Regions from separate parts of the Homo sapiens genome. Here region 2 is linked to region 1. The links are chromatin contacts, found by Hi-C or POLR2A ChIA-PET in ENCODE. All regions are on one chromosome and are shown on one strand. The core of a region is the stretch at or near the end of the contact, and the rest is flanking DNA. Distances in the headings are between cores, read along the strand shown. Region 1 overlaps FNDC3B (fibronectin type III domain containing 3B). Region 2 overlaps TMEM212-AS1 (TMEM212 antisense RNA 1).

What was found. A loop is a pair of places that touch in the nucleus more often than their neighbours do. ChIA-PET counts read pairs that join two places held with the same protein, here RNA polymerase II (POLR2A). Pooled maps may share reads with other maps.
Region 2: a pooled map shows a loop between it and region 1 (5-fold over the local background). The contact joins two enhancer-like sites. A Hi-C loop is called at or near these places in 4 of 50 pooled maps. POLR2A ChIA-PET finds 5 or more read pairs at or near these places in 4 of 52 experiments (AG04450, BJ, HepG2 and 1 more).

The regions. Positions count from the first base shown.
Region 1 is chr3:172,107,406-172,114,988 of GRCh38, reverse strand. It overlaps FNDC3B (fibronectin type III domain containing 3B), which reads right to left. Exons shown (of 26, transcript NM_022763.4): 2 at 2,399-2,537. The coding sequence starts at 2,509. Among named protein-coding and RNA genes, the nearest start is that of FNDC3B, 72 kb to the right of the region's middle. Within about 2 kb of position 6,333, at least 4 of the 41 ENCODE cell types and tissues checked have a DNase peak (open chromatin) inside an H3K27ac peak, as active enhancers do.
Region 2 is chr3:171,873,032-171,880,614 of GRCh38, reverse strand. TMEM212-AS1 (TMEM212 antisense RNA 1) reads left to right here. Exons shown (of 3, transcript NR_046852.1): 3 at 4,219-4,263. Among named protein-coding and RNA genes, the nearest start is that of TMEM212-AS1, 24 kb to the left of the region's middle. Within about 2 kb of position 4,419, at least 3 of the 41 ENCODE cell types and tissues checked have a DNase peak (open chromatin) inside an H3K27ac peak, as active enhancers do.

The DNA of each region.
Region 1 (7,583 bases), core at 5,084-7,583:
GAAAAGTTAGAGTTAATGCCAAGTAATAGCTTGGAACCAAGGATGTTAATGCTTCTAACACAAACATATTTACTAATTAAAAAGACAAAACAGTTCCTTCTTGTGAGATTTTTTAAGTGTACCCCCACTTTTTCATAAAGCTTGAGTATTTTGACTATTTATAAAACAGATACATTAACAGATTCTTCTTATTAGCTTTAGAGAAAGCTTTAATAAGATTAAAAAAAGATTTAATAAAAATGCGGGTTTTTGTTTTTGTTTTCTTTTTAGAGATGGGGTCTCACTTTGTTGCCCAGGCTGGTCTCAAACTCCTGGGCTCAAGGGATTCTCCTACTTCAGCCTCCTGAGTAGCTAGGATTACAGGCATGCACCACCTCATCCAGCTTTGAAAATATGGTTTTATTAACCAAAATTGTTAAGCAGCTTCTGCTTAGAGTTGAGGTAAGATATGCAAGGTAGGGAAATGCCACGTAGCCTGCTGGGCAAGCTGAATTACAGACATGTGGGAGAAATCAACAAAACATAAACATGGTGTACAACAACATGGATGGGTGGCCTCAGGTCTCTTGGCTACACAGGCAAATGGGAATGAGGTGACCACATCTGAGAGACCTAAGTCATTTTCCAAGTTTACTCACATTTGACTAAATACCTTGTCTTTTTTTTTTCTTTGTATTAGTAATTCTTTTAATTGGGAGACCAAACACTGCATCTTGAAACCATCCACAACACTCTGCAACCTTCCCATGAACTACTTGAGCACAGTGAGCAGAAGAGCAGGCAGAGAATGACAGAGAGAGAGGCCAGCACTAACACGGAAGGCTGGCAGCCAGGCAGCATGACTGGATTTCACTCCAGGTGTAAGAACGTGGCCTGAGGTAGGCCAATGACATCAGAAAGTTTTTATTTGGAAAAGACCCCTCAGGATCTATGTGGAGACTGCTTTCTGGTGGGGCAAAAGGGAAAGCAGAGAGACCAGCGAGAAGGGTTGTCCTGTCCTACCCTAGTGAGATGACGGCACGGGGTCCAGCAGTGGTAGTGGAAGTGAAGTGGATACGGCAGAGTATGGATTCAGCACACACTCCTGAGATAAAGCCAACAGAACATGCTAAAGACTGAAGAGGAAGATGAGAACACAGAGTGAAGACTGTAAAGTGGGCGGTAAGGAAGGAGAGGAAGTGGAGAAATACTGCCAAAGAGGGAAAAAGGGACAGAAGGTAGCAACTGGAAGGGGATGTGGAATCAACTGAGGAGGTTTTGTTTTATTGGGTGGGGAGAGGTGCAGGTGTTTACGTTTTTAAGATAAAAGATACTACTGTATGTTGGTGGAAGTAATCCAGCAGAGGAAGAGACTGAGGAATCAGGAAGGGAGTTATCTGCATCAGTGGTGAGAAGACATGAAATGCATTCAACTAACAAACATTTACTGAGCACCTATTATATATTTTTTGTTCTTAAGAGGTTGATAGTACAATGCAGGAGAAAATAATATAAATTATTAAGCAGCAAGGTCAGCTCCAACCAAGTATATGCAAAGAATATACTACGATAGACAGAGGTTGGATATACTGTATGATAGATTAGAGCAGGGGGCATGTACTGACATCAAATAAATGATTAACTTATTTGAATTATTAGTATATTTTGGGTATTTTCCAAGCAATTGCTCCCAATTCTACTTTTCACAAAATAAAAATTCGCTTTTATGCTTCTGAAGGATGTACAAAGATAAAATATCTAGTTGTAAAACTGTGCAAGCCCAACTGTTGCAATAAAAATTTTTAATTAATGTTAGAGATAATAGTTCAATCCCTAATAATTTGTTAAAGTTTCACTTACTGTCTAAATTGTTTCCCCCAAGTGCTACTTGACTGAGTTCACAAATAACTCTATTCCACAATGTTCAGTGACTAGTGACAAAGGAGATTCAGAGAAAATAAGTACCGTGATTTTATGAGCTACACATTTGGAAGGACTATTCCAGGAGCAAGGGTGGGTTCACACTGCCCTACGTGTCTTGTCGAGATCACTCCTGTGTGAAGCCAAAACCTGACCCTCTGAGCATGCAGCTCTGGCCAACCAAGCAAACTAGTCAAGCACAATACAGCATGAATAAACAGTCATTTTATTTCGAAGACTTTTATGCAGTCTGAAAATGACTCACTTCAGAAGTCATCCATTTTTCAATACTTCAAGAATACAAACTGAATGAGGGAAGATTTTGTTCTCTAAAATCACATTTTAAAAAACGATACAGTATTTCTACAACAAAAACACTTACCTCTAGAAATGCTAAGGTTTGAAATCACAAACCTTTGAATCCCAAAATAAATCAAATACTGTGTTACTGTTTCCCACTTAGACAATTTGACTTAAATTTCCCTCTTCCTACACCAACCTGCTGAGCTGCATCTCCATTCACCAAGTGGGGCATCATGGCTACCTCTCCGTTCAGCAATGGTGGCAGTTCCAGAGGGATTTGGTCGGTCATCATCATTGTGACGTACATTCATGGAGAACTTCCCTCAACTGGCTTCCTGCAAGAGAACCGCCGCTTTTTAAAAAGGACTCAGAACCACAAAAATCACCTGTAACACAACAAGTCACATAACAATCTAAGTGCTCCATCGTGAAACCCAAGTTATTCTAATTTGAGAGCCCTGTATTATTATGTCAGGCCCCAAAGAGGGGTAGAACAAAGGCACGGAAATAGCCTGAACTAGGAGACAAAAGACCAGAATCTCTAAGTGGCCATGTGAACATAACTTTCCTGTATCTCAGATATATCCAGGGCAACTTCTTCAGTCAGGCTTAAAGGTAGATTCCGTTGTTTCTATTCCGTTTATTCCATTTATTGTAATGAAATTCATACACATTTTCAAAATAACACAAAGCCTACTTTCATCCCATAGTGGTATCTGCCACCATCATTTAGCTTTGCAATACAATAGAAGGAAAATAACAGTTAATTCCTATTTACAATTATAACTTGTTCCTTAAGAAGTGTTTATTCTTCAATTATGCCCAAAATATATGGCAAAGATGGACAAAGAAGTATAAACGAACAAATATAAATACACACACACGCTCTCACACAATTTTAAATGATCTCAGGAACAAATTGCCATATAGCTCGCAGTTAAATTTATCACTCATAATAGAGTCCCCAAAATTTCAAATTCAAGGACATTTGGTCAATGAACCCTTTAATACTTAATATTCAAATCAGACAAAATAATGGGGCAAAATTGTTAATAACTGCCTCAAATATGTCTCAGGTAGATATGACAGAAATAAAATACTTATTCTCATTCTTAAACACGTCCACTCTAAACGTCAAGCATACCTCTCCTCCCTCCATCCCACCCAAAAAAAGTCCTCCCTTGGAAGTATCAAAAGATATATAAAAGCCACCCAAGAGATTATAAACTTTTTTACTTTAAATAGGCAAAATTTTACCTGTTTATTATACACCCATTTGGAGAAACTAATTATTTTAAGCACCAAAAAATGAAGTCTTATCCCAACTAGAAAAGCAAATTCTATAATAACAGGTCTTATAATTCGGTGTTAATAGTACCATCATGCTGTTTTATGAGGCAATTACTCAGTTCCTAAGCAAATAAAAGTACCAAGCCCAAAGCCTGATAGTTTATCCTCATGAAAGAAAACAGATTCTTTTACAATTAAAATTAAGATAATCCCTGTTGACACTATCATGACTTAATTGTTTGAACTATGAACAGGTCAAATGATGGAGAAGAAATCTAATGTCTATTTCAATTTCATTCCTAATATACTTTATCTTACTAATAATGCATAAGAGAAAAATGGCTATTTTCTCAAATTGATGACATTACACAGGCCTATCTTTTTTTTTTTTTTTTTTTTTAATGGAGTCTCACTCTGTTGCCCAGGCTGGAGTGCAGTGGCATGATCTCAGCTCGCTGCAACCTCCACCTCCCAGGTTCAAGCGATTCTCCTGCCTCAACCTCCTAAGTAGCTGGGATTACAGGCACGCACCACTATGCCCGCCTAATTTTCATATTTTTAGTAGAGACAGGGTTTCGCCATGTTGGCCAGGCCAGTCTTGAACTCCTGACATGACCTCAGGTGATCCACCTACCTCGGCCTCCCAAAGTGCTAAGTATGATGTCTTATTTAATGTTTCTTCAAAATCGCAGGTTGGATTAACAGGGTGGTTATTTACATTAGGGGGTCTGAGTATAAGGATCTAAGGGTGGAGAAGCAATTTCACCTTTTCTTCCCTCCTCCTTGGGCACTTGCTATTGAGGCTGTGGTGCAGACTGTGGCTCTGTTGTCTTCTCTGCATCCCCTCTGCTACATTAGCGAGTGCCAAAGCCCTCTCCTGCTTGGCATAGCTCTGACATCTTACAGGTGAGCCTAAGGATAGAACCTCTTCTCTCTTATCCAACAAGGCAAGAGGAGTAAACCCATTTCAGGGCCTCACTCTAGGTCCCTTCAGCCTCCATAGGTCCTTCTATTAGGCCAGCGTACAGTAAATAATGATACAGGTTTAGAGAGTTCAAATGGGAGGGAGATGAGGGTCCTTAGGACCTGCTTTGGGCTGAAGCTGTCTATACTCCATGTGGTCCAACCCATCTAACCAAAGTTTTGAACACTTGGATTTGCAGCTCAAATCCAAATAATGGTGCTACTTTGTTCCTATTTCTCATTGTTTCTTGTGTGAGTCCTGTGAGGGAATGGGGAGGTTGAACTGAGTAAGAGAAGACAGTTGTGATCTGGTACAATATTTAGGCATTCCTGGTCTCCTGTCTCTAGTACCGAAGAATGTCTGAACACCAACAACACATCTAACACTAACAACTCTAACCTTCTGGTAGGCATTGTGTTAACTAACAGGACCGCTGTCAATGAGACATAGCAATCCAACCCCGCTAAATAGCACCCTTAAGCACAGGTGTCAAGTCCTAAGCAGGGCATTAACTCCAGGTTCTGCAAGTGTGGGATAAGGTAGATGGATCCCCCAGACCCAGGCCCACAAAGGCCTTACAGAAGTAGGATAGAAGAGTATGGGGACTGACACAGATGTGCAAAACCATCTCTTTTCATAAGGCATTTTACCCCCCAAATAAACCAAAGAAGTCCACTGGCACAAGGAGATCATTATATTTGCTTTTGAAAACTTCATAGACAACTTTAGGTGAGATGCCTGAATCTTTTTCTCTACTACGTGATGGACTTTCCACCTCATACAGTGTTCAGTGGTTACTAGAAATGACTGGGAAGGGATGGAGGAAGGGGAGACAGGGAGGCTGTATGTACAAACACTCCTGAGAAAGATCAAGTGGGAACATATGAACATCATACACTCCTAAGTTTCAATTCAACCACCCAACAGTCACACCGTTGATCATGGAGAAAACAGAAGAAATAATAAAAGTGAATAAAGGCCACTGTGAGCCCAGCAGTCTCACTTAGCCATAACCAGTATTGCTGATCTTTTCCCTCAGCCACCAGCTTGCTAGAATCCAAGGCCTTCGGCCGGGCGCGGGGCTCACGCCTGTAATCCCAGCACTTTGGGAGGCCGAGGCGGGCGGATCACGAGGTCAGGAGATCGAGACCATCCCGGCTAAAACGGTGAAACCCCGTCTCTACTAAAAATACAAAAAAATTAGCCGGGCGCAGTGGCGGGCGCCTGTAGTCCCAGCTACTTGGGAGGCTGAGGCAGGAGAATGGCGTGAACCCGGGAGGCGGAGCTTGCAGGGAGCCGAGATCCCACCACTGCACTCCAGCCTGGGTGACAGAGCAAGACTCCGTCTCAAAAAAAAAAAAAAAAAAAGAATCCAAGGCCTTCTTTGTAATCCCTAACAGTTTCACCAGAGATAAACCAGACTTCATCCTGACAAGAATATAAGGTAACAGATTCAGCTAGATGGGGCCTACATGCAGCCAACGATGTTTAAATCCCCATTTCTGTGCTCCATGCACACACAGAGAGTACTTTTATTTGCCTAGAATGCAAGAGACATACAAAGAAATGAATTATTTCGAGGCAAGGAACTGCCCAACTACTTAAAAGCCAACTGCCTGCCAAGCTGTCCCTTAAAATGATCATAAAATAGAAATGACTTAGTCTATGCTCCATAGAAAACAGACTAGAGAAAAGGCAAGGAGGAAAAGCATAAAAGCATGAAAACATAAAACTTAGCGTTCACAGTAGTATCTTTTTGGTTATTCCCCAGGCATGAAAAGGGAAACGTAGTGAGTGTTCCCAGTAGAAAGTCACAGATTCAGGTTGTGAAGTGGGGAAACCACATTGCAAAACCATCAACAGTTAAAGCAGGTTAAGTCAGGCCAGGAGGCCTGGGAAGGCTTGTCATGAGCAGTCATCACTCTATAGTCACAGCAACCCAAAAGTGAACCTCCTCTGTTTTAACCAGTAACTGAGACAAAACTACACGTGGACTTAACTCTCAACAGGGTGGCTCAACTCAGCTGTGAGGAGACCTCAGGAATACCTACCTGATGAAAGCCGACAAGGCTTTTCAATGGAATTAAAAGAGGAAGCAATGGATGTGGAAGGCTTTCATCCATACAGTTAACTTTAAGAACTAAAGCTTACTCTATTTGTTTGTAATGATTGCGAATGGAAATTACACATGTTCTTCATTAAAGAGCAGGCTGGCCACAGCTTTTTTCTTAGGGATTTCAGGACAGTTTATAAGAATACTGTATTCAGTCATAAGGTGATGGATGAGGATGTTACTGAAACATTTTGACCTTACATATACAGAGCTATTATCACCCCACCTCTACTTTTTTTTTTTCTTTTTTTTGAGACAGAGTCTCACTCTGTTGCCCAGGATGGAGTGCAGTGGCGTGATCTCAGCTCACCACAAACTCCGCCTCCTGGGTTCAAGCTATTCTCCTGCCTCAGCCTCCCGAGTAGCTGGGACTACAGGCACGTGCCACCATGCCCAACTATTTTTTGTATTTTTAGTAGAGACGGGGTTTCACTATGTTGACCAAGCTGGTCTCGAACTCCTGACCTTGTGATCCGCCCGCCTCGGCCTCCCAATAAGTTCTTATGCTTAATTTTAATGTTTTTTTTTCTTTCTCTTTTCTTCATTAACCACACTCCCTCCAGTCTCAGGGCCTTTTCCTAAATTTGCTGTCTTAAATTTTCTTTGGGCTGAGCGGCCAGATTGTCAGTTACATACACACACAGAGAGGAGTCCCTGAGTACAGTTTCAGAAGTTCCTCGTGCGCTTTGTGCAGTCTTCCTTTTCACCACCAGCTGATCATCAGCTGTGAAGGTAGCTGAGCAGGCCAGATGTGTGATCTCTGGATAACCGCACTGTAACTCATTTTCATCTTAGTCAAAAAGTCTCAGTAGAAACCACCCTGACTAACACTCATCTTCTTGGTCTGGGTTCCTTCTTTCCTAGACAGATGTGTATCTGAGCTGGCCAAATCTATCACAGGACTCAGGCATTTTGGTCAAGGCTGTACCACATCCACACTGTCCCCCAACACACCACGGAGATGTGATCATGAATCCATTCTTGAAATCAACTACCCTTTACAAATGAAGAAAT
Region 2 (7,583 bases), core at 3,170-5,669, 230 kb after region 1:
AGCATTTCATATGTGCATATTTTAAATGCCACTGAACCTACTAGGTATTTTTTACACAATTCTGGTTACATTTTTATGCACTTCCACTAAATCAATAAACTCTTTGGGGCAGGAATTGTGCCTTCTCTGTATTTGCGCCTTTATTCTCCCAGATATTTGTTTTACATATAAATTACTGAGGTAAAATAAAAATATTTGATGGTTCTTAGATTCGAAAGTTACTCAGATACTCTCACATTTATTAGATACATATCACTGTGCTAAGCAATATGGGAATATGGGTTCATATATGCATACATAGCAGAATTGTGTAAACATAGTTTGTTATGGATTTGGATATGCTCTGAAGGAAGGGATATATTTTGGGAAGTAATAACCACATCCAGCTATCCAGCAAGTCTTTGACATAACTCAGTAATACTTAAGTAGGACTCAATCTTGTCCTTTAGAATTGCCATTATACAAGTGTTTTCACTGTCTTTATTTGCATATTGTTTTTTATTGTATTTGAAGAGGATGGTAAGGGCAACTCTCTGGGTGGAGTGGTAGAGCCAGAAGGCTGAAAAGAAAACTGATAGTCATCAAATCATAGACAATTAGAGTCAGAGGGGCTAGAAGATTACAGTAGTGGATCCAACTCCCCTATTGCACAGATGAGAAAACAGGCTCAAGTGCACACGCTTGCCTTTGTACCCCATGGTGCTCAATCTTTGGGAGCCTGCAATCAAAAAGAAGACCTCACAGGTGAAAGGAAGCAGTTTTCTGGCTGTTTTTCTTTGAAGGGTCTCTTCTGTTTGCACTGTTCCAGAACACACCTGTTGGATTCCTGTCAGAGCTTAGCAAGTGCACGCTTATTTATACCACCAATGACATCATTCATTCATCTTGGAAGCCGTAGTGCTCTCCCCCACAGGTTCTCAGCAGTTACTAAGATGTCCCCTGATTTCATTGACCTCTGTGTGTCTTCAGTCCTTGACCTTTAAGGCTCCCTGGTGCCAGAATGTCTGCAGCTGTAGGATCAAAGACCCTTGGGGGAAAAATCCATTCTCAAAAGAGAGGAAGATGGGGTGAGTTACTAGGAAAACCACCTATATGCCCCAGAGCCTTTGTTCATCTGGAAAATGCCTGAACTGTATTCCGAGTATAAACATCAAGCCCTAAGACCGAAACACAGCACAAGTCAGAAACAGAGTTGATATTAAAGCTCAGGTCTCCTGCCTGCCAGTCCAGAGCCACATTCTGTCTGTCTTCTAAAAGAACTTGATGTGTCTCATACAAAGTAAGTCCTCAGTAAATATCTTTGAACTAGATGAATGAATGAGGTGGCATATAATGACAGATACAAATACAGCAAAATTTTCAAGATAAGAGCAAAAGACAAAGCAGTAATTTAAACATAAAAGACAAGGTTAGACCTTTTAGTGTACGTCCTAGATTTAAATCTAAATTCTGTTGCCAGCTTCCTGGCAGGCAAAGCAGAAAGGGCAATGCACTGGACTTGACCAAGATCTCATTGCATAAGAGACATAGCACTCCAGAGCATCACATGTTTTCCTCACTTTTATATCTCTGAGAGAAATGAGTCTTGTGGGAAATCTTACTATACCAAAGTGTTGTTTATATCTTGAGAACATGTGAAGATTCTTCCTTGGTGTACAGCCAAAGTGCTTCTTTGCAACAGTTTAGTCCCCTTCCCAAGTGTTGGTTGTTCAAAGAGAATAACTTCATTTTGGTTACCATTCCCCTGCTGCCTGCAACTGCTGTTTCTAAACCTCAGCCAAGACCCATTGTTTAAGTGGAACCTCAGAACATTCTTAAAATATTTCCTAAGCACTCTCTAGTTATAGATGTCCTTCCTCTGCTAGTCTTACAAAGCTAGATGCTAGGATATTTTTGCAATCTATTATACTTAGCACAGTTTATAATCCTTGGCTTTGTTATCTCAGGCACCCCCTTAAGAATCCCTTAACAAATAAAGTAACCTGAGTAGAATAAAATCCTTGTTGATTGATTGATCTGAGCTTTGCCGTGCACTCAGCCCAATCTCGCTTTGCAGCTCTCTGCTGTGGCTCCCTCCCGCCCAGGCCATCCATTCCATTTAGACATTCTCTCCTGTTTATGGCCAAGCTCCATATTTTTCCTCCTGTTTTTCACTATGTCTATGATATTGTCCATCTCCATATCTGAAATCATAATTCAACTTTGAGCATATTTTCCTGATGAAATTTGCCAAACAAAGCATGTGAAAGCTCGTACACATTAAATTCACTTGAAACACTCACACATATTTCTTTTAGTCCCAGAATTTTCTACATTCAATTAATTGACTCCTTTGTTTTATGGGTGAGAGAATGGAAACCCAAAAAAGTAAAATGATTTGCTTTTCAGTCCTTATCCTGGTAAGTATTTAACCTGTTCAAACGTCTTTGTTATGTTTACTTTAATATTATCTTTATTTTGTGGACTGGGAGATTTCATTTCCCAATTCATTGCATCTTGACCCCTGGCTGGCATCCTGCATATTCTTTTTTTTTTTTTCTTTTTTTTTTTTTTGAGACAGAGTTTTGCTTTTGTTGCCCAGGCTGGAGTGCAGTGGTGCAATCTCGGCTCACTACAACCTCTGCCTCCCAGTTTCAAGTGATTCTCCTGCCTCAGCCTCCCGAGTAGCTGGGAATACAGGCGCCTGCCACTGTGCTTGGCTAATTTTTATATTTTTAGTAGAGATAGGTCTTCACCATGTTGGCCAGGCTGGTCTAGAACTCATGACTTCAGGTAATCCACCCACTTCGGCCTCTCAAAGTGCTGGGATTACAGGCATGAGCCACTGCACCTGGCATGCATATTCTTAATTTTTAATAAATTAATGAACTAAGTGAAATTAGAATTATTTTATATTCTATTGCAACCTAAGAAAAAAATGAATGAATTAATAAATTAGGGTCACTTTAAAGTAAAAATAAAATATATAAAATATTTTGGTCACTTGAGTATTTCAAGGCAGAATTGATAACATAAATTTTTTCGTTTTTCTAAATCAGTTTTATCATTGTAACATATCAATTATGAATACCTTTCTTCACCTACCAATTCTGACAACCTTTTCTATTGAAAATATCTATTTTTTTAATGCTATGATTTAAAAAAATCATCATAAAGACTCTATCCTCATAGGTAAATTATATCTTCTAGGATGTCGAATGAGCAATGCAAGTCTTATTTTTAAGAAATAGATTTATAGAATAGAAAAACAATGCAGTCTTTGCAGGAGCTTCTACAAACAGGAGATGTGAGAAGTGTTCAAAACAAAGACCGGGTCATCTTTAAAAATATAGGAAGTTTTGATCTTTCTCCTTGCCTAGAGCAAGGTGAAAGGGTAGATTCTTAAACTAAGTCTGATCTGTATATTTAAGTTAAACAACACTTTCAACATGTATGGGCAAGCAGAAGCATTATTCAAATGGTAAAAAATACAGGCTCCAGATTTTGTAACTATACGAATATATCATGCAAAATAAATACCTTTTTCTCCCTCCTAGGTTTAACTATAGGAAAAAGAATCCTTAAAAAGGAATGATTCAATGGTGTAAGAATGCAAATTTGGCAAAGTAATAAAACGCTAGTAATTCTGGACATTTTACATTCTTGCCTATAACTGAAAGTTCTGTACTTCTTTCTAGGGTTGGTATGCTTCCCAGCCTTATAACCACTGATACTTTTGACAGATCTTGGAAAGAGTGACTCATTTATGAAGACGCACAACATTTAAGAAAACAACCACAGGATAATGAGGGAAAGGTGTGACGACTAGGCTTGTGTTTTGACTAATCTTGGGGAAATATATAAGCCTTTCAGATATTCGCTAATTTCTCCAGGAAAGAGCATATTTGTCACTGCAAGTCCCATCCAATTACTGTGAAATGATTTATAGAAGCACTCTTGATTCGTGAGGGCTGACACCTAGCCACTCAACTGCCATAGAGAGCTTAAATCTGTTTGGCAAACCTAGGACAATATCTAGAAACATTGCTTAGATATATAAATCTATCAAGGATACTAGGAATTTACATTTCTGAAGTCATAACTTTGATTTTTTTTTTTTTGCAATAGAAACTTCTCACCCCTGCTTGCTCTCGTTCACTGAAGTAAAAGTGTCTTAGTAGTTTGTTTTGAAATGGAAAAAAAGTATTAAGGAGTTGTTCTCTTCTATCATGTTTGCAGTTATTGCTTGATGGATTCTGCTAACTCCCAGGAGAATCCAAGTGGGAGGACAAGTAGAAGAAAAAAGAGTCCAAAGGCTGGAGCCCTCAGTTTGTTGTTTATGGAACATTCCTGCAGTCCCCAGAAGGGGCATGGTAAGTGGACTAGACACCCAGTTTCGGGCATTACTCATCGGGCACCCAGACACTGGAACAGAGGTATGTAGCAGAAGCCCAGTTATCTAAACCCAGTCATAAAGGCAGAGATGGAGAAGCAAGAGTGGTTTGATGTGGAGTCTCAGTGTGTTGACTTAAGCCCTTAAACTCTTCTGGCTTCGATTCAGGTCTCTAAACTGGTTTTTAAGAGCTGGAGCAGGTCCGTCTGCATGTGGAGTCCAGGTCAAGGTCTACCATATGGGAGGCCAGTAGTGTCACTACAATTGTACAATTTGCACAAAAGCACCTGGCCAGGCTGAAACCTAGCCCAGGGCTCCTGTTCTCCAAACCACGTGTTTCACACAGCCTGTGTTGTCTCATCAACACCACCTTTTTGTAAATCTGAAAAGATTCCCTATGTGCCTGGGGTGACCTGCCAGGAGGCTCATTTGTCCCAGGACTCACAATTAGGCAGCTCCCTAAATTTATACTTCTGGAGATACCCCCAAGATATGTTATTCCTACAGTCAGAGAGATACTTAAGATTGAAAGCACGAAACTGGTTCATCGTTCACTTAAACCTATGCCCTATTGTAAGACAACCTATCACTTGTGGTGTAACATTTGTGTGAATCAGAAAAAGGCAGATACAGCCCTGCACCAGGTTTGGCAATTGTGAACCAGATTTTAATCCCCGCTCTTCCCCTTGGTCGACCTGCACAGTCATACCAGGTAGCTCTGCCTAGATGTCACTTTAAAAAATAAATCTGGAAACTATTTTGTAAATTGCAAGCTTATATTACACATATTTTTTGTTGTAGAGTGTTAATTGCTTTAATAATGAAAAATCACACAGTTTTTATAACTAAGTTTTAGCATATCTTCATTTAAAAATATACCAGGACTATTAAAAAAAATGGAAGTGGGCTTGGTCTCTCGCTCTCTCTTTCTCTCTCGCTTCACCTTTGAGAAGGCCCAGCCAAGGAAGAGCAGGGAAGGAGGCTGGAGCTGGAGGCTTGCAGGCTTGACACCTTCCACTCCAAATATTGGAGATAACTGAGGCTGCCTGTCATCTCTAATAATTTTTCCTCCAGGAAATGTCATTGCTTCATTGCATTGCAAGAAAATGATGTCATAGTATAGGGCCCTGATCCGTTTCCTGACTTTTAACCTGAGTCTCATAACCTTTTTCAACTGTACTGAACCCAGAGAAAATGAAACACATCGAAATGCGAAGACCAGCACATCTCATAAAGGCCTTTGAGGCCCCAGGGTGGGGTTAACTTATGCGTATATATTAATGATCAAAATACAGTCTTGTTTGGGTGTCACATCCTGGTTATGGCATGGACCCAGTACCTAGGAAATGGAAAGGAAATAGGCTTCAGGATGTGTCTGTAATTTCTTGGCAGAAACCCTTCCTCTTCCTATATTGGGTTTAATTAGTAGTGACAATGTTAAATTTAATTAGGATGTCTTGCTTGTGTTTTCTTCTGTTGGTGGTTTTTGTTGTTAAACTCCCTGTGAAAATCAAGAATGGTCCCTGAACTGATATTTGAAATCTTACATGCTGCATTTGTGTCTCCACATCTTAGGACTGGTTACAAGCCCAGCCCAAATGACATTATGGAGCTATTTCCTGGAATGTCAAGGGCTGAAATTGCCCTGTCAAGAATGAGTCTGTTCTTTCAGGGATTTCAGAAAGCAAGGGCTCAAATTGCATTCTTGCTCTGTTATTATAAGTTTTTCCTGGCAGGAAACCACTGGGTCTCAGAAAATTTGCATATATCCAATGAGAGTGATCTACTGTTCTATGGAGGTTTTCAAGATTGCATGACAACACCGTGGAAGAATCTCATATGGGAAAAGGGGATTTTTTTCCCCCTTTCCCTAAGCCCCATTTTAAATAGTTTCCTTCCCGCAAGCTGATGTGTCCACATTCAAAGAGTTATAAGTAACCCAGCCCATTTTCCTGCCTTGGCCTCTGCCACTGGTTCTATAATATCAACAGCCACACAAAACTGGAAGCAGGTTGTTTAAAGTAAAGATGCTTATTCCTTCCAGTCTGTGAAACAGACTTTTGTGGCATATGAAGGCAAGAAATAACCTTTTAGTTCTCCCAGGCAAGGGCACAGCAAAATGACTCTTCATTTCTTGTTAACTGTAAGGGCAAGAAATACCCCCACATATTTCATGATATCTGAATATAATTTTTAATGTTATACCTGGGATTTCGGTTAACCTAAAAGACATGGTACTGGACTACTTCACTTGGTACCATAAAAGTTTTGTATCTGTTTGTACTCCTCAGAATTGTGTACAAAAATATTAAAGTAATTCAGATAATATACTGACACATTTGAAGTCCCTACTTGTGTAATCACCAGACCCAGGACTAGATATTTTATTGCTCCATTAAAGTGACAAATAAACATGTGTTGACTGAAGAGCCAGGGGCTGGGAGGCACTTACAGGACTTCCAGACACCAATCACAGGACTTCCTTTTATGTCACAGGAATCCAGTGAAGAATGACTCAAGTAACTGCATCATGCTCACATTATTTGAGCATTCGTACCCATTATTGGGTGTTCTGGTTATTTATTTGCTTATATTTGCTTTCTTATTTATATCCCACTCTGTTCTGAAGAAATTTAAGGTGACCACTGGGCATTTTATCAAGAATTGGAGCTCAGGCTGCTAAGGCATCAATTGTAGGACCAGCTGTGTGCCTTTGAACATGTCACTTAGCCTCTCTGAATATCGGATTTTTCATCTGTAAAATGAAGGTATTTAACAGTTTCATGTCTAGAGTGTTATATGTAAACTTTTTTCTCAACTTGTTAATTATCAAACGCATGGACTCTATGTAGACTGTTACTCAAAGGCATCCAATAAATGCGTTGCATGACTCTATAACACTACACGCCGATTTTGAGTGCTCACAGTATGTTGGATTTTCTGCTCTGTGCTTTACCTATGGGGTATCATTGAATTCTGTCAGCACGCCTGTGAATTAGCTGCCCCCATCAGCTCCATCTGACCAGGAGAAAACTGAGGGGTTGCCCTAAGATCACAGAGGGCCAGGATCTGGGTTTCTGGGCCAGGGGTTCCTCATTCCAAAGCCCCACCCACTTTCTACTATAGGACATCTGTGCATCCCAGACTTTAGTGTGCATCATTGTCATCTGGAGTTCAACTTCCTAAACCAGATTGATGAGACCCAAGCCCA